Regions from separate parts of the Mus musculus genome. Here region 1 is linked to region 2. A link is a loop called in an ENCODE intact Hi-C map of the cell type or tissue named here. Cell type or tissue: heart. All regions are shown on one strand. Each heading gives the region's core, and the rest is flanking DNA. Links, peaks and the distances in the headings are about the cores only. Region 1 holds the start of Parp14 (poly (ADP-ribose) polymerase family, member 14). Region 2 overlaps Eaf2 (ELL associated factor 2).

Region 1 (8,870 bases), core at 554-8,553, 950 kb before region 2:
AACACTATAACATTATTAGTGAGAAATGACTCACTGGGTAAGATAGCTTGTTGCCTGAGCATATGGCCAAGAGTTTGAACCTCCAGCACCCTTTTAACAGCTGAGCATGGCTATGTGTGCCTAGTATAGAGGGCAGAGATGAACAGATATCAAGAGCATCCTGGAACAAGCCTAGCCAAAAGGGCAAACTTCAGGTTCAGTGGGAAACCTGGTCTCCAGGCCAGAAGGCAGAGAGTAATGAAGGGAAAGCAAGAATTCCTTTCCCTAAGGTTTGGGCGTCTGCATCTCTATTGCTCTTGCTTATCTTACCTGGCGTGCTTCTTTATTTGTTACTCTTTATACCGATATTGTCATTCCCTCATTAAAGTATAGTGCAGGATATGGGCCCTGCCTACCACTAGTGAAGCAGGAGACCCCAGCCCAGCCCTAGTGCTGGCTGTTCCCTACATCAGGTGAAGAAGGAAGTTCTGGGGAGCTGGGATCCATTGAAGACACAGCCGATGCTCACAGAGCACTGGTACCCAGAGAGCCACACAGCATCCACTACACGCCCTGTCCTTGCCGTTCTTTCCCACCTAGGCACAAGCATCCCTCAACCCCTCCCAGGTCTCCTTCCCCTCTCCTCATCTGCAGACATCTCCCAGCACCAGAAAGAGCTGGTCCTGTTGTTCCAATGGGAGCTCTAAGAGCTGAAGGTGCTCCCTCAGGGAGCACTTCATACACATCTGGCTGAGACCCAGATGATGCAACTCAAGGCAGCTCCGGGACAAGCAGATCCTGCGTGCTGTGACTCCAGAGGGAAAATCTCCCAAGCAACGTGTTCAATGAACACAAAACTGTCCGCCCTAGCTGTGACTTTACCTTGTTTCACAGCATCTTCTTTTGTCTTGGACTCCTAAAACCCAAACAGTAAGAAAGCATTAATATGCAAATTGTTTCTTTATATTAATAAGACATCCCTTGGGCCAGACTGGAGACATAAGCTAAATTGAAATGATATCGATATACTTGGGTAATGAGCCGCTGAATACATCCGAAGCTACATGTAACAGCGCGTCTTCTTGTTGGCCACAACAGTGAATGATGAAATCAGACATATACAAGAGCCCCTGGCCCATACCAAAGGTGAGACAACTCAGCCCATGCTTTCCCGACACACAGTACTTATTTCATGATTACTGTGCGAGCATACTGCACGTGCTTCACAGAGGTCCCTGGCAATCTCCTTCACAATTGAGGGAACAGTACACAGTGCACTGCTCGCCTCCCAAGACCCAAAGGCTTCTGGTTATAAAAAAGCCAAGACAAATAGATACAAACTTAGGCACCCCCAATTCATTACTATTGTACCACCTCCCCAATCTTGACTCTTTCAAGTGTCAAAAGTAACTGATTCTTCATTGTTTATAGCCATCCATCCCACCACAGCTCCAAGCTGCTGTTTTCTCACTAGTGTGAAATGGCCTTGGTCTACCATTTTCTTTCTCTTTCTTCCTTTCCTATCTTCCTTCCTTCCTTCCTCCCTCCCTCCCTCCCTCCCTCCCTCCCTCCCTCCCTTTGTTCCTTCCTTCTTCCCTGCCTCCCTCCCTCCCTCTCCCTCCCTCCCTCCCTCCCTCCCTCCCTCCCTCCCTCCCTCCCTTCCTTCCTTTCATTTTTTTTTTTTTTTTGGATACAGTCTCACTATATAGCGTTGTATAGCCTTGACTGGCCTGGCCTTACTATGTAGAACAGGCTAGTGTTGAACTCTGCCTATCTCTACCTCCCTGGAGCTGGGATTTAAGGCACGAGCCACCTCACCCAGCACATCTTTACCATATTTTCATCACTGAGATCCCCACATACCTTGGAATGCCACCTTGTGTCCTTTTGAGTCCCTCCTAGGTTTCCTTACCTCTTCTGGAGACTCCTTCCTTGACTTCTTAGAGGCTGAGGCTTCCTCAGGGTCTGTGGGCATCAGGACAGTCAACTTGAATGTTCCTTTTTCTTGCCACACTAACTCATGATTCCCTCTCTCCAGAACGTTCTGCCGAACTGAAATGTTAAAAAAAAAAAGTTTTAAGCCAAACTGCAAGCGATCTTCACTTACATAATTATTTACGTGATTTCTACAGTTTACATTCATAGCGGTTCAGCCAGCATCTCTAAGAAGCAAACTCTGTAGAAGAAAAACTTACCAGATGGATTTGAATCGCAGATTTAAACTTATGTTGTGTGCCTGTGGTGCGCGTGGATAGATTCCCACCCCTGCTCCTGTGGGGGCCACAGCAGGACACTGAAGTACTTCCCTCCGTTACTCTCTGTCTTCTGGCTTGGAAACCAACTGGGTCTGTCACTGAACCTGAAGTTTACCCTTTCGGCTAGGCTTGCTGGCCAAGGAGTTCTGGGGATCTGCCATCCTGCTCTCTACAAGGGCACTCGTAGCCATGCCCAGCTATTACAAGGGTGCTGGAGATTCAAACTCTGGCCTCACATCCACCCAACAAGCTCTCTTACTTAGTGAGCCATTCCCCTGCCTCTGAACTTACTGGGCTGTTGTTAAGACAAGGTCTTACTATGGTAGCCCTGGCTAACCTAGACCTTGCTCTGTAGACCAGGCTGGACACACAGAGATCCACCTGCCATCTCTGTCTCCCAAGTGCTGGGGTCAACGCATGAACTGTCATGCCCTGCTTACTGTCTATAGTTCACTGCTTTAGATTAGTTATGGAGCATGCCCTGGGGGCCTCGAAATTACCAGCTTGGTTGCCCAGCTCATAGTGGCAACAGTCTCAGAGGTCCAGAAGCCGAAGGGAAGGATGTTAGGTCACTGGGAACCAATTCTGTGAGAGGAAGGGGAAGAGGGTGACCCTGGGTCCTGCCTTGTGCCACTGGCCCAAAAGCAGCAGGCCAACTGACTGTAGACTGAAATACTCCAGAATTGTTGAGCCCAGATAAACCCTTCCTCTATTCAAGCTGATTATATCAGATACATTGTCACAATAACAGAACTGGTGAACACCCTAAGCATCCTGTTAAACAAATCTTACTTAGGAAGACTCAGTCTTCTTGACTTGAGGTTTGTCTTGGGTCAGTGTACTAAGTGTGTTACATTGAAGAAATATAAAGAGTTTAGTAGTATAGTACCTGTACTATACTTGGTAGGCACTGAAGGTAGAAATATCTACAATGATGGGGACGACTGGGCATATGAAAGCCATGTTTTTGGAAAGTGGCCCAGCTGGCCATTATCAGAATGACCAGGAGTCCAGCCATTTCAACCAGCACATTAGCTTACAATGATAAAGAACCCATATTTGGTAGTAAAGGGGGCAGAAAAAATTAGAATAGAGGAGATTTGCAAAAACAGAATTAGAGCACCGGGCAGCTGAACTACAGTGAAAACTGAGCCGAGTCCAAAGCCTTGCATTTGATTTCCAGCTCTGTCATAAACTACCTGGGTGTCTGTAGAGAAATAAACGCCTCTGTTGCAGAAGTTTCGACATTGAACGTACTCTCAGGGAATGCTCTCAGTCATATGAAGAGCCGTGAAAAACATAAACTGCAAGCATCCGAAGCCAGAGATAGAAGAGGAAAATCAGTGTAGCTCAGACCAGGGAGAACCGGAAAGGAACAGAAGGGGCGTGGCCAGCATAGAAGATATGCAAACAGGTTTAGGAGAGAGGTGGGGAGAGCCACTGCTGTTTACAGCAGCAACCCAAACACTGGGCTCCTGTTCAGCTCTGGTGGGCTGCTCTAATGATCTCAGCGCCTATCATAAAGGGAGGCCGCGATAGCTCTCCCGCCTCAGCCATGAAGAGGGAAGGCCAAAGTGGGGTCTCACTTAGACGCTTCCCCCAGAGACAGGAGTTACAATCCATCTAGGAAGGAACGTCTGGCTCTAACTGTATTCTGTGAACAGACAGGAGTTTCCAAAGAAGCAGTACTGGGCTGTCGAGAGGATTGAGGTCTCCGTGACATAAATGAAAGCCTGTGACCTAATATCATGTGTCTATGTGTTTCCCTCCTTTTCTTCTACCCTGGATTTGGTAAAGTCCATCCGAGGCATCCAGACATGGCCACCTCTTCATAGACTGGGTGCCTTTAATCCCAGCACTTGGGAGGCAGAGGCAGGCAGATTTCTGAGTTCGAGGCCAGCCTGGTCTACAAAGTGAGTTCCAGGACAGCCAGGGCTACACAGAGAAACCCTGTCTCAAAAAACAAACAAACAAACAAACAAAAAACAAGAGTACAAGCTGCTCTTCTAGATGATGCAGATTTTGGTTGCCAGCATCTAAAACCGACCTACAGTCTGTAACTCCAGTTCAGAGGATCTGAGGCCCTCTTCTGGCCTCGGCAAACACTTTATACATGTGGTATACAGACATATGCAGGCAAACACTCATACACATACAATAAAAGTAAATCTTTTTGTTGTTTGTTTGTGTGTTTGAGGCTGTGTTTCTCTGTGCATTCTTGGCTTTCTTGGAACTCACTCTGTAGACCAGGCTGGCCTCAAACTCAGAGATCTGCCTGCTTCTGCCTCCCAAGTGCTGGGAATAAAGGTGTAAGTTACCACCACCCAGCAAAATACTATTTATTTACTTACTTACTTATTTTTAAGAAGATGAGTTTCCTTACTTCAAGGATACCTAAGCCCTTGCACAATAAACGAGCCAAATTGGGACTAAAAAGCATAATAAAGTGTGCCCATCTGAAATGGGGCTTACAGTGTTTTGAGTTAGGGTTTGAGAGGGTAGTTCATTCACAGAACAACTGCCTGGCAGGCTCAAAGGGGAAAAAACACAGGAAATCATGCATGCTTTATTGTACACAAATCCAGTAAGCCTACAAAGGTCAGATCTTCCGGTTCCTACCTCTATATGCTAATTTCTGCTGGGAAGGGGATGCTGAGAGGCTCAATAGTACTATCCAGCTATTGTAGACACGAGTGAATAGTTAGGCCTGCTCAGGCTCCTTCTGGGCCAGAGGGTGGTGCTCTCTACAGGAAAGAAATGCTGCTGCTACAGGGAAATTCCAGATGACTTCCTACTGAGGAAACAGTGCCTCAAGTAGGAAACCGAAAGTGAATAGAGAGACATTCTAGTCACCCTAAAGACTGCCTCCTCAACAGGGTTAAATTTTAATAGATTTTGAGTCTTCTCTGTTGCAAGTGAAACCAGAGGGATGGCCTGGAGCAGCCTGGGGGGCTGTGGGCTAGGAGCCCTGTAGGGAGAAAGCCAAGCAGAGATCCTGCGACTGGTGAATTTCATTGTGAGCCCAGCCCTTCAGGGCGGAGTCACCTGGCCAGCCCCGGGGTCTGCTGTAAAGGCTAAAACTGGAATTGTATTATCACAATTATTTTTCCGTGCTGTGTATTTCAGTATAGTACCAATATCTTAGATAGTCTCTCAGTCCCTCTGTTTTGTTGGTTTGATGGTCTAGATAAACAACAGATTTTTTTTAATGTTTAGCATGTTCGGGTCTCGTCAGAGGGCTGGTGGTACACAATCCTTATTCAGTCGACACTCACTGTACTACAGTGTCTAGGGTGGAGCTGGAGATGTCTAGTTACCCCGACCTCTCTGTGACCAGGATGCCAGTAATCTGCACCCCTACCATGTGACCCTCATTTGAGGACAGTGACATTCTAGAGAAAAGCGCTCTCCATACGGGTCATGTCTGCTGGGATACTGACAGCTGGAATCAAACTGGGACCCCTCTACTGTGGTTCTCAACCTGTGGGTCACAACCCCTTAGGATCTAATGATCTTTTCCTGGGGATTAGGTTCTGGTTCATAATAGTAAGCAAAATTACAGTTATGAAGTAGCAACAAAAATAATTTTGTGGTTGGGGTCACCTCAACCTGAGGAACTGTGTTAAAGGTCTGCAGCATTAGGAAGGTTGAGAATCACTGATCTAGGAAAAGTGAAAAATGAGATTCTCACTTTACTAGCTAGCTGCCCATTGAGGGCTCCCTTGTGAAATCAAACCTGTGTTTTCCGGAAGGGATCAGAGCTAAGCAGGTCTCTTGTGCCCTCCTACCCAGGCTTCCTGAAACCCTGTGTTACACCTTTCTCTTGTTTTCATTTTTTTTTTTTTTTTTCCTTCTTGGGTCTTTGCTGGGCTGTTACCTTGCCCACTGCCCGGTCTCCTCAGCCTCCTTTCCTCTCCTCTGGCCCAAATGTTCCCTCCATCCTGCACTCTGAGGATGACCCTGGTCTGCAAAATCTCTGATATTAACACATGGTGGCTTTCCAGAAGTCACAGATCTGGGACTTCCATTCACCCACCTGAGCGAGAAATGAAGGCTGGGCCTCCTTTGCAGAAGGCCAATAGAGGTGGGGAACATTCAACTGCTTAACTGTTCAGGAACCTTCCAGAGATGAGGGAACACCCCCAGTCCCTATCCCAACCTGGGTTCCAAGCTTACAGCCACCTCAGATCATCTTGGGGCTGAAGGACGAGGTAGGAACAAGACACCACCACCCATTACCCACCCCTGCCCTGTCCCTCCCTCCTCCACTGAGGCACAAGAGCTCTAGGGCTTTTCACTTCTCAAGCTCATCTCCCTAAGAACCCTGCGGTGCTAGCGGACCCTGGACTCCTCCCGTTTCTTAATTCTTTTCCTGCCCCACCTGAATAATAAAAACAGGACAGTTAAAACAACAAACAAGGGCTGGAGAGATGGCTCAGCCGTGAAAGGCTAGGCTCACAACCAAACAACAAACAAACGAACACGGGAAGGTCCACAGATTGCTTCAGGGAGCGACTGGGAAAGCAAGGGGAACGCCACTCCCGGTTGCGCTCGCCACGCAGATTCTGCCTCCAGGATCTCCCGCACCGAACGAGCTGCAGCCGAGGGCTAGACCTGGCACCCATGGTCCCAAACCCCGCGCGAGGCGACCCTCCCCGACCTTCGCGCCCCTCACCATCCTCCGGGGAGAAGAGCACCCGGAAGCGTGCTGGGTTCCCCGGCTCCGGGACGACCTCGCACTCCCCTCCTCCGGATTTCTTCCGGCTCTGGAAGTACACTTGCAACTTGTTGATCAAGTTCTTTGGGGGGTCGGGGCCCCAAGAGCCCTCGACCAGCAGCGGGAAGGAACCCGACGCTGCCATCCTGACTGAACTAGGAAGCGGCGACTGCTGGGTCGTCCAAAACTGCTCAGAGTTTTAACATTGAGATAACTTCTTTCGCTTTCATTTCCTGGAAATCCCTCCCCGTCCTTAGTTTCTATCTTCACCTCGCTATCCCAGGATTGGAATAGTGCAACAACAACAACAACAACAACAACAACAACAACAACACACACACACACACACACACACACAGAGCTACCACCCACCCACCCCCAGGCACTTTGTTCTCCTGCTCTCAACAGAAGCCAGTCAATCCTCCACCCGAGCTCTAGCCTCCAGGCCACCTCCTTAGCAGCTCCAGAGCTGGGCCCCGCCCGCACTCCACCTGAGCTACAGCTGAGCCCTGCTCCATCACTAGGATAGTTTCTGCATACCTGAAAACCCACGCTGTATAAGAGAAGGAAAACGATCCTCTCAGGATGCTCCCTGCTCACTTGGGGGACCACCCGAGGGCATCTGACCTGACTTTCCTGCTTCAGAATTCTGTTTTCTCATCTGTGCATACTTTGTGTTTACAAACTCCCAGTATTGAGGAACGCGTGCTGGCGTCCATGCTTTCTGGGTGTTCAACGGAGGGACACAGGTATGGGGACACAGGAGACGGTCGACAACTCTAGGGAGAAATACACAGGTGTTGGAGCAGAAGAGCATGGGCTCCCAGCCCAATTATGGAAAGATCAGGTAGCACTTCTGGGCAAGGGACGTGCTACCCGAGAGCCTAAGAACTACTAAGAAATGACCTTAGATGGTGGGTCTCTGGGGCTTTGTGGTTCACTTACACAAAATAACTTAGGCTGCTGCATGGTGGCTGAGTTCGACAGGAGTGAGAGAAAGCCAGGCTGACCTGGGTGCTCAGGAGAGGGCTCTGGTCCCGCTACTGGTCTAGGGCTCTTGGGGCTCCGACACCCGCCTCCCCCATTCCCCCTCCTAGGAAGAACGTGATGGCCTCTAAGCTGCCTTTGGAGACAAGATTGGCCGAAAGATATGAACAGTTCATCCAGGAGTGGTCCAAGCAACAGGAGTGAGGTGCGCCTACTGTGACCGGGATAAGAAGAGACTGGGAATCTGTATATCCTTAACGCGTGATGAGCGAATATTTGGGATACGCATTAAAGCAGGCTTTGCCGGTCCAGGGCTAGAGTATGGTGACCCCCTCGGGGCCCCTGGTAACACTATCTGATGGAGAACAGGGACGATGGGGAGTCTGAAGAGGACCGAGGTCTGAAAAAAAGGAAGGAAGCCGAGGCAGCACTCAGAGCTTCCCCCCTCCCCCCCCCCTTTTTTTTTTTTTTTTCTAGACAGGGTTTCTCTGTATAGCCCTGGCTGTCCTGGAACTCACTTTGTAGACCAGGCTGGCCTCGAACTGCCTCTGCCTCCCAGTGGTGCTGGGATTAAAGGCATGTGCCACCACCGCCTGGCAATTTTTTTTTTCCCAGATCTTTCCAAAACTTTGAATGGACAGGAAGACCCAGGAGTCAAGCAGCCGGGTGAGGGATGGGGGTTTGGGCTCAGAAAGTTGATATTTTGTTTCTTGGAGTTAAATATTTTTGAAAACAGAAAAGTTCTCGATATGGGCAAATGTTGGTACAAAGAGGGATGTGGGAGATATTGGTGGTGTCAGCCAGGACATCCCAGGCGCCAGCAGCTAGGCATTGTAAATGAAAGCCGTGAACCGGGGCTGGAGGTGGGAGTATCTAGGCAATTTTAACGGTTTTTTACAGATAGGTCCCATTTCTCTGTAGATGGTAATCAG
Region 2 (8,870 bases), core at 592-8,591:
CCAGGGCACCCTGCTCACTTAGGACTTCTTAAATGGGTGAGGAACTCAGAGGTTGTGGGTACCTCCATGACACACTCTAGCCTCATCTGTAGGATCTAGGCTTTGTCCACATGCAGAGTATAAAGGTTATGGGATCATGTAGGATTCCGGTGAGATTTCAATGGCAAGTCAGGTGTGGGGGTGGGGAACAAGTAGTGTTGTGGTAGTTCTGAGCCCCTGCAAGCAGCCCCTGACAGGATGAGACACAGAGGGAGCAGTGAGAGTGAGGCTGGAGCTGCAGTGGAGACCCAGGAGGGAAGAAGGCCGGAATGTGGAACACCTGCCTCCCTGCCTAGGGTATGATACCACAATCAGCAGAGTCCAGATGTGTGGCCCCGTGGGCTGCATCCATCAAGGCTGTGGGGGGTGGAGCTGCCTAAGCCCTTGGGATCCACCATCCTACCATGGTGTGCCCTGGATGCCGAGCATGAAGATTTAGAATCTAATGTCTATCTCCTGGGGGCTTGATCTCATTCCTTTTTGCTGTCTCCCTGTTCTGTCTTTTTGGAGGATTAAATATCTGTTTATTTTGCACCAATGGAAATATGTAACTTTATTTTTTATTTTTCAGACCTCACAGCTGAATGTGTCTCAGAGAGAACTATGGACTTCAACTTTTGAACATTTTATACTCTGGGGACTCTTTGGGGTGCACTAAAGGCATTTAGCATTGAGAGGTAGATGTGAGCCTTGGGGGAACAGAATAGGATGCTTACAGTTGGATCTGAAATGTTCCTGAAAGGGTCATGTATTGAAGGTTTGGTCCCTAGCTTGGTGCGACTGGGAGAGGAGGAATGTGCAACTGGGAGAGGTGGAAACTTGAGGAAAGTTTTTAGTCACTGGACAATTCTGTAGACTGAGATGTGAGGATTCTGGTCTTGGCTATGATATAAACTTTAATTTAATTTTATTTATTTTTTTGCTATGACTAAAAGTAGAAAAAGAAACCCATAAGTTGAATCTTTTCCCTTTACAAACTGATTATCACAGGCATTTATGGCATAGTAGAGATAATTGACTTAAAGTGGTCAGCCAAGAGGCATACTAATACATACACATATATATACATATATTTATATATATATGTTTATATATATATATATATATATATATATATATATATATATGAACAGCTTGTTTGAGAAAGAAAAAGAGATCTGGTATCCAGCATCTGTGGGCATCAGCATTTAAAGGGCATCCTTCCCCCCAACCCAACTCCCCCCTCACACACATACATAAAATTTAAAAAAATTAATATAAAATATGGACTTGCTGAGGGCTGGAGAGATGGCTCAGTGGTAAAGAGCACTGACTGATCTTCCAGAGGTCCTGGGTTCAATTCCCAGCAACCACATGGTGGCTCACAACCATCTGTAATGGAATCTGATAGCCTAGTATGATGTGTCTAAAGAGAGCAGCAGTGTACTCATATACATAAAATAAATTAATTAATTAAAAAATATGGACTTGCTCACACTTCTTTATTTTAAAGAATTTTAAATGTTTTAAAATCTCTGGTCTGAAACAATATTTTTGTTACAAACTAAAAGCCATTTTCACATTGAAACATGCTTTAAGATGTGAGCTCAAAGACTCTTAAGCATGAACAAATGAATTAGAACAGAACCTCAGGATAAGGGAATGAAGCCATAGTAGTATTAAGCAAAGGAATTTAGTTATTTATGTTTAATTAATTTTAAGTAGAAATGAGCTATATAAATGTATAATGTTAAACTAAAATTATTTAAAGAAATTTTGCAGCAAAACGTTGCATTAACAAAACTTAGGTGTCTGGCCGAGGTGGCAGGGAAGGGCAGTGGGAAGAAAAAGGGAAGGATCCTAGGAAAGACAGAAATATATCCCTAACACCCACCCGTCTTATATGATTTCATAATACCTGGAGAAACATAGCTTTCATAAATAACTGAGAGTTACAGGTTTGATTATGAACAGGAAGGGGGAATAAACACAAAATAATGATAAAAAATGGAAAGATACCTGATGTTTGGCAATACTCATAAATAATGTAAAAGGATAAATAAGGCAGGCTAGGAATGTAGCCTGCTTATAGACAGAGTACCTGCCCTACCATTTGCAAGGCCCTGGGTTCCACCCCAGAACCAATAAAAAAATAAAAGTTAAGGAGGAGCAAGGTGATGCCTGATAAGTTCTTCCAGTCATCTCTCTCTCTCCCTGTAGACACACCAAGCTGAGTAGCTGTTCATATGATAAAGGAAGGAAACACAGCAAGACCTCACCCTACCTGTTTTTAGTATAACAAAACAAAAGGACACACTGCAGCCTGCAAGAAGGAAAGAACTGTCAGAGCCACCTGCACCCCAACTGTAAGCAACCCTGCAGGGAGAAGCACACCTCTAGCCTTGGGTAAGGAGAGAGTGCAGTCCTCAGCCTTAAGAACCAACAGCAGGCTCATCCCAGTGAACCACAGTGTTGGGCAAAGCCCCACGAACCCTACCACGTGGCTAATACTGGGGCCTGAACCAGTGGACCTGTGTTAGGTCAGACAGCAGCTTGTTTCACCCACATCTCTTACAAAGTTAGTTGACAGAAAGCAGAACTCTTCCCATTGGGAAGCAGAAACTAAAGGTAGGACCCACCACAGTAAGAACTTCAGAAAAAAAAAAAAAAAAAACAAAACTGAAAGCCTTGAGTTCAAAGAAACTCTAGATTGGCCCTAGCATCAGGTCCAGACCTATGTGTTAAAGGAATTGAACAGTTTTGAATGCATCTGTTCTATGCACAATGTTGACTTAGGCTATAGTCATCTCCACCTAAGGTACAGGATTCTACAGCTGCAATCCAACTGACTAACACCCTTCATAGCTAAGACACTGTTTCTACCACCTATCTCTGTCCGCAGGCTGCATAGATATCACAAGGCCCAAGCTCCTAGAAAAGGCCATGAAACCTCAGATGTGGTTGAGATTTGTGCCCTAGTGGGACAGACTTGTGTTTTGATCTGCATCATCATCAGCTCCACTGTAAACACCAACATACCTTGAGGCTGCATAGGTCCTTGTAGTTTTGTGACTCTCATTATCTAGCTTAATAACACCAATGTGGGTGACCTGCAGGCTACCTTCCCAAACACTACCCTATCCTCAAGCTGTAAAGCTTATTTCAAGCCTTTTTTCTCGGTGAGAATAGGACATAATAGCAAGCATAAGGTTTTTGTTGTTGCTTGTTTGTTTGTTTTTGTTTTGTTTTGCCCTGGAACTTAGTGGTGGTAACACCTGACACTGGGTTAGGCCTGTCTGTGAACAACCACAGTTCCAGGAAAAAACATACAGTCTGCTTCTACTGGACCTCACTTTTAGCCAATAGCAGCTAAAACTGTTCTAGTAGCTCTGGATCTCAAGGTCCACAGCATCATAACACAGCCTTGGTCCTAACAGAGAGCTGTGCTGGTGGAGCATAGGCTCATAGCTGACTTGGTGGGATTGGTATTCACAGGTACCACATAGAAACCTAGGTTCACTCTATCCACAGTGAGTATCCAGAGTCCAGCAGAATCTTGTGTCCAATGACAGTTTACTGTGTATGAGGCAATCAGGCCTACCCTGGACCCAGGAATATACTTGTAGGAATAGATAAGTCTTTCCTGTACTCTGCTATTTCTTTTTTTTGTTTTTTAAAGATTTATTTATTTTATGTATGTGAGTACACTGTAGCTGTACAGATGGTTGTGAGCCTTCATGTGGTTGTTGGGAATTGAATTTTTAAGACCTCTGTCCTGATCACTCTGGTCAACTCTGCTCGCTCTGGCCCAAAGATTTATTTATTATTATATGTAAGTACACTGTAGCTGGCTTCAGACACATCAGAAGAGGGCGTCAGATCTCATTACAGGTGGTTGTGAGCCACCATGTGGTTGCTGGGATGAAGAGCAGTCAGTGCTCTTACCCGCTGAGCCATCTCGCCAGCCCACTCTGCTATTTCTTTCTGAACAGAACACCAATGGGGTATTTAATAATCTGGGCTTGGGCACCATCTAGTGTTGAAATGGTGGAAATGAACATGGACTCAGAGAAAAAGAGAAAACCTGTTTAGAAATTATGGAGGTGGATGAGGAGGGTCAAATTAGGAAATAAAATAGATAACAGATTGGTTAATGCCTTGATGATGTCACACATGACACACATCACCGACTGTTATGAAACCATGTATATTTAAAGCCATGTATATTTATTTTTAAATAAAGTGCTGGGAACTGACGAGGAGGGAATCAGTACAGGGAGTCCTCAGAATAAATAATCCTTCAATCTCAATGGAAACACAAAGAACTGGATCAACAGTCTAACAGAAAAGCTTAAAAGACGTGGGAACTACTTTTGAAAATAGAAATTCTTGAGCTGAAGTTGACTCAGGAAAATTTAAAACTGCTATATACGAGGTAAAGATAACAGGATAGATTAAACAGAAGAAACAATTAGTATGCTTGGAATTAATTGCAATGTTCACAACTGACAAGAAACTGACATAGATTACAGAAGGAATTCCAAAATCTCAATAGTGAAAACTAAACCCAATACCAATTAAAAATGATTCAATGATTTAATAATTCAATAGATTCAAATAAGCATTTAACAAAAGAAGAAAAACAAATAGCCAATAAGCACATGAAAACATGTTCAACATCGCTAACCCTATGAAAAGTCTGTAAAATGTGATTATTGCAACTATATGGAAAACAGTTTAGAGATTCTACAAAAAATAAGCAATAAAAACAAAAAATACCCCATATATATAGATTTACCTTACGCTCTAGCAATCCCAGTGCTAGATGGTAAGCCATAATAACCACATTTTCTTCATCCCTTCTCTAGACTGTGGCATTGTATTATTAGCAACAGAAAACAGACTGAGGACAGGTCCTGCTCAGGGCCATGTGTCACCATGAGAAGAAGACTGAGGACAGGTCCTGCTCAGGGCCATGTGTCACCATGAGAAGAAGACTGAGGGCAGGTCCTGCTCAGGGCCATTTGTCACCATGAGAAGAAGACTGAGGACAGGTCCTGCTCAGGGCCATGTGTCACCATGAGAAGAAGACTGAGGACAGGTCCTGCTCAGGGCCATGTGTCACCATGAGAAGAAGACTGAGGGCAGGTCCTGCTCAGGGCCATGTGTCACCATGAGAAGAAGACTGAGGACAGGTCCTGCTCAGGGCCATGTGTCACCATGAGAAGAAGACTGAGGACAGGTCCTGCTCAGGGCCATGTGTCACCATGAGAAGAAGACTGAGGACAGGTCCTGCTCAGGGCCATGTGTCACCATGAGAAGAAGACTGAGGGCAGGTCCTGCTCAGGGCCATGTGTCACCATGAGAAGAAGACTGAGGACAGGTCCTGCTCAGGGCCATGTGTCACCATGAGAAGAAGACTGAGGGCAGGTCCTGCTCAGGGCCATGTGTCACCATGAGAAGAAGACTGAGGGCAGGTCCTGCTCAGGGCCATGTGTCACCATGAGAAGAACACCAGTCTCTGGCAGAGGCTTAGTGAGGACAACGACCAAAGACTCAGTTTTTGCTATCAGCTGAAATAAGGGGCCTTCACTACATGGAACTGACACTGAGAAAGATGCTGTGCCTCAGAAGGTAGCACGTGAGGCTCTAAAGACCATGGGGATGGGCACAAATAATACAGAGAAGACAAGGACAAGAAGGCATCAGTGAGGGGTACACTGGGAGGAGCTTCACCATCAGTGGTGACATGGGTCACTTGGGAAGATTCTGCCCTCTGATAATCTCCCCTAGAGTCTTCTTTTGTAATTTTTTTATCTATTAATGTGTGTGTATCTGTGTGTGTGTGTGTGTGTGTGTGAGAGAGAGAGAGAGAGAGAGAGAGAGAGAGAGGCATGCCATTGTACATCTGTGGTCATTTATGTCCTTTCCCTTTCCCTTGGTCCCAAGGACTGAATCAGGTTGCCAGGCGTGCACAGCAACGCCCCTGAGCCAGCCATCTCTCCTAACAGTGTCTTCTAAGCCACTCCAAGTCAATGTGGAAACAGCAAAAAACGCTTTTAAAAATGCCAATAAGCATAACATTATTATGTAGCTGTGGATTGTGGTCTGTTTTACATACTTTACTCGTGCTAATTCATTTAATCGTTTTAACAACCTTATGAGACAATTGTTATCTTTATATGAAAAAAAAATGAGGCACAAAAGACTTTATAATTTGCCCAAGTTCACACCAAAGGGGGCAAAGGGAGATTTAAACGTGGGAAGTCTGATTCTAGATGTATGACTTTTAACGTCTCTGACATGGAGATATGGCTAGGTGTGCAAAAGAATGAAATAGTCAAGTGTTTAGTTACCCCAATCCAACCTAACTGCCTCCATGGGCCCACCACCTCTGAGGAATCTGTCACTACTTGCCGACAACCTCCTTCTTGTTCTACTTCTAGAATCGAATAGGTGCAGAATAGTGGACCGGAGATTAAAGTCCTGGAAACTAGGTAGCTCAGATGGAGAAGGAAACTTTGGGAGAAGCCAAGGAAATAATTTCAATCCTCTCTCTACATAAACTTCTGTCATTCCCCATTATACAGAAGACAAAACATCAGTTCTCTAAGGTGACCTATGAGTCTCCAGCTCCATGATTGGATTCCATCTTTACAAAGGCTCTTTTGTTTCTGTTACTTCGTGCGTGCTTTTCCACAGCCCCTGTAGACACTCTTACCCTCAGCTTATCAGGAAAGATTCTGCATTGTGAGGGAAGACAACTCTGCTCGAAGCCTCACAGAGTGGAGCAAGACTTTTATCGCTGGTATCCAGATTCTAACTCCCGTGTCTCTTTCCATCAGCATGTGTCACAGCCATGAACGAAGATTTGGAATGACGATAGCAAGGCCCCATTTTCTCAAATGATCTGAGTTTAAATTGAATTTCTTTCAATAGAACATGGGTGACACATATATTTGAGTGTGAACTTTATAATATTGTGATATGTTGGGCAAAGTTTACTTATAATTGAATAATCTGTATTTATATGTAGCATGTGCCCATGTTACATGTATACAATAAAGCAGTGCTAAGTAGAAATAGCTGTCATTTTGGACCTCAAATACTCTTCCTTCATATCAAAATGGGACTTAAGAGCAAACTTTGTAACTTGATATCTCTTATTTCAGGGGTTGTTTCTTGGAATAAGAGGAAATCTGAGAGGGAATCTGGATTAGAAGAAATAAAATCTCACTCATGCTTTTCTTTTCTGCATACCCCTTCACCTACTTGGTTAAGAGAGCAACTCTGTTTTGGGGGTATCTGTGGTTATCGTCTTTAGCCTGTCTGATGTCTGATGCCTCAGCTGCTCTGCCACATCAGACACACAGTCATCACCCTTAAGTCTCACATGTTCAGTTATCTGTCCAGCAGTTTCCCAAAGGTTTACTCGTGTTCCACAGTTATGTCATTCCTGTCTCGGAAATAGCTCACCCACACCTGCATGTCATGGTACAGAAGGCAGAAGATCTCATTGAGGAGTTTCTCCTCCCCCCCATAAAAGAGACAAATTGAGATCTTCCCTTTCTTGACAAAGCTAGAGAGAAGAGTTGGAATTTTTGGTTTTGTATGTTTTTGGATTTGTAGTATCTTCTAAAGAGGATCTCAATTCTGCCTTCGAATTTGTTTACTTATGGAGCTGGAAAGATAGCTCCTTAGTTAAGAGCACATACTGGTCTCACAGAGGACCAAAGTACAGTTCCTATCTCCCTTGTTGGGGGTTCACAACTGCCTATGATTTCAGCTCCAGGTGACCCAATGGTCTCTTTTGGCCTCCACTAATACCTCCATTTAAGTGTATAAACACACACACACACACACACACACACACACACACACACACACAAATACACATCATTTTTTAAAATTAAATTAAATCTTTAAAAAATATTATTGTAGTTCAACTTCATCTACAGCATATCAGAAGTCTCAGAAGGAACATTTTGTCTGTTAGTCCACCTTTAACATTAGTGGTATCTGTGCTTGTTTGCTAAGTGTACAGGTACAACGTGCACTCTCCTTAAACAAAACTGAAACAGGCTGGACAGGAAAGAGCTCAGAGAGCCTCTTAGGACTCCACATTCCTCTCTGTCCTCCTAGCCCCTCCCCTCTGTGTGAAAGGTGACTCAGAGAACTTGAAACTTGCAGATGTTCAGAAGGAAGCACTGGAGAAGAGCAGGCCCCGCCCCACCCCACCCCCCACTTGCCTGAGGCAAACAAAGGAGAACAGCTACCCAACCAAGGCCCGTTAGAGAAGGTGTCAGATGGTTTATGAAAAAAGCAAGGACCCTCACAGTTGCTTGCTAGGCAACTCTACTGCAAATGGGCATGAGCAGATATGATCCCTGGGACGGAATAAATTAGTGACATGGCCAAACAATAGGATTTTAGAACACAGAGGACCTGTTCTGCCAGTTAATTATAGGAGAGAGATTGCCCCTCTCTGGGCCTCTTCCTTCTAGTTGAAACTGGAGTGACAATATCTACTTTTCCAGATGATGAACATTAAAGTCCTGGAGTCGATGCCTGGCATGGAGTGAGCAATGTGAACGAGTATGCTCTTGGATAAGATGGTGAACCACACATCCCACAGGGGTAAAGTCCTGACTGTCATCTATTAGTTTTGTACTTGGGGCAATAGGAGTAAGCTCCTAGTCATTGTTGTAGAGAGTTGATGAAATTAATACATAAAAATCACTAAGCACAGTGTGTGAGACCAGCCACACCACATCCAATAGATGTTTATCATTAGTATTTAATATTTTAAAAAATATTTACAAAACTTATAAGTCCATAGTATTTAACTGGTC

What was found. Peaks named below come from ENCODE experiments on the same cell type or tissue, not always from the same donor. Only the 100,000 strongest peaks of a DNase experiment are listed, where the experiment ranks them.
Region 1: a loop joins it to region 2, with 6 times the contacts of the local background. A loop is called at or near these places in 2 of 42 quality-filtered maps.

The regions. Positions count from the first base shown.
Region 1 is chr16:35,864,258-35,873,127 of GRCm38, forward strand. It overlaps Parp14 (poly (ADP-ribose) polymerase family, member 14), which reads right to left and starts at 7,125. Exons shown (of 17, transcript NM_001039530.3): 1 at 6,910-7,125; 2 at 1,892-2,031; 3 at 862-895. The coding sequence starts at 7,096. In heart, for the core only: a CTCF peak has its summit at 4,968; DNase peaks (open chromatin) are centred at 5,094, 6,544, 7,084 and 7,424; H3K4me3 peaks cover 1,795 bases; H3K27ac peaks cover 875 bases; H3K27me3 peaks cover 745 bases.
Region 2 is chr16:36,813,523-36,822,392 of GRCm38, forward strand. All of the region lies in intron 2 of Eaf2 (ELL associated factor 2), which reads right to left. Among named protein-coding and RNA genes, the nearest start is that of Eaf2, 10 kb to the right of the region's middle. In heart, for the core only: a CTCF peak has its summit at 4,023 (motif pointing left); a DNase peak (open chromatin) is centred at 3,969.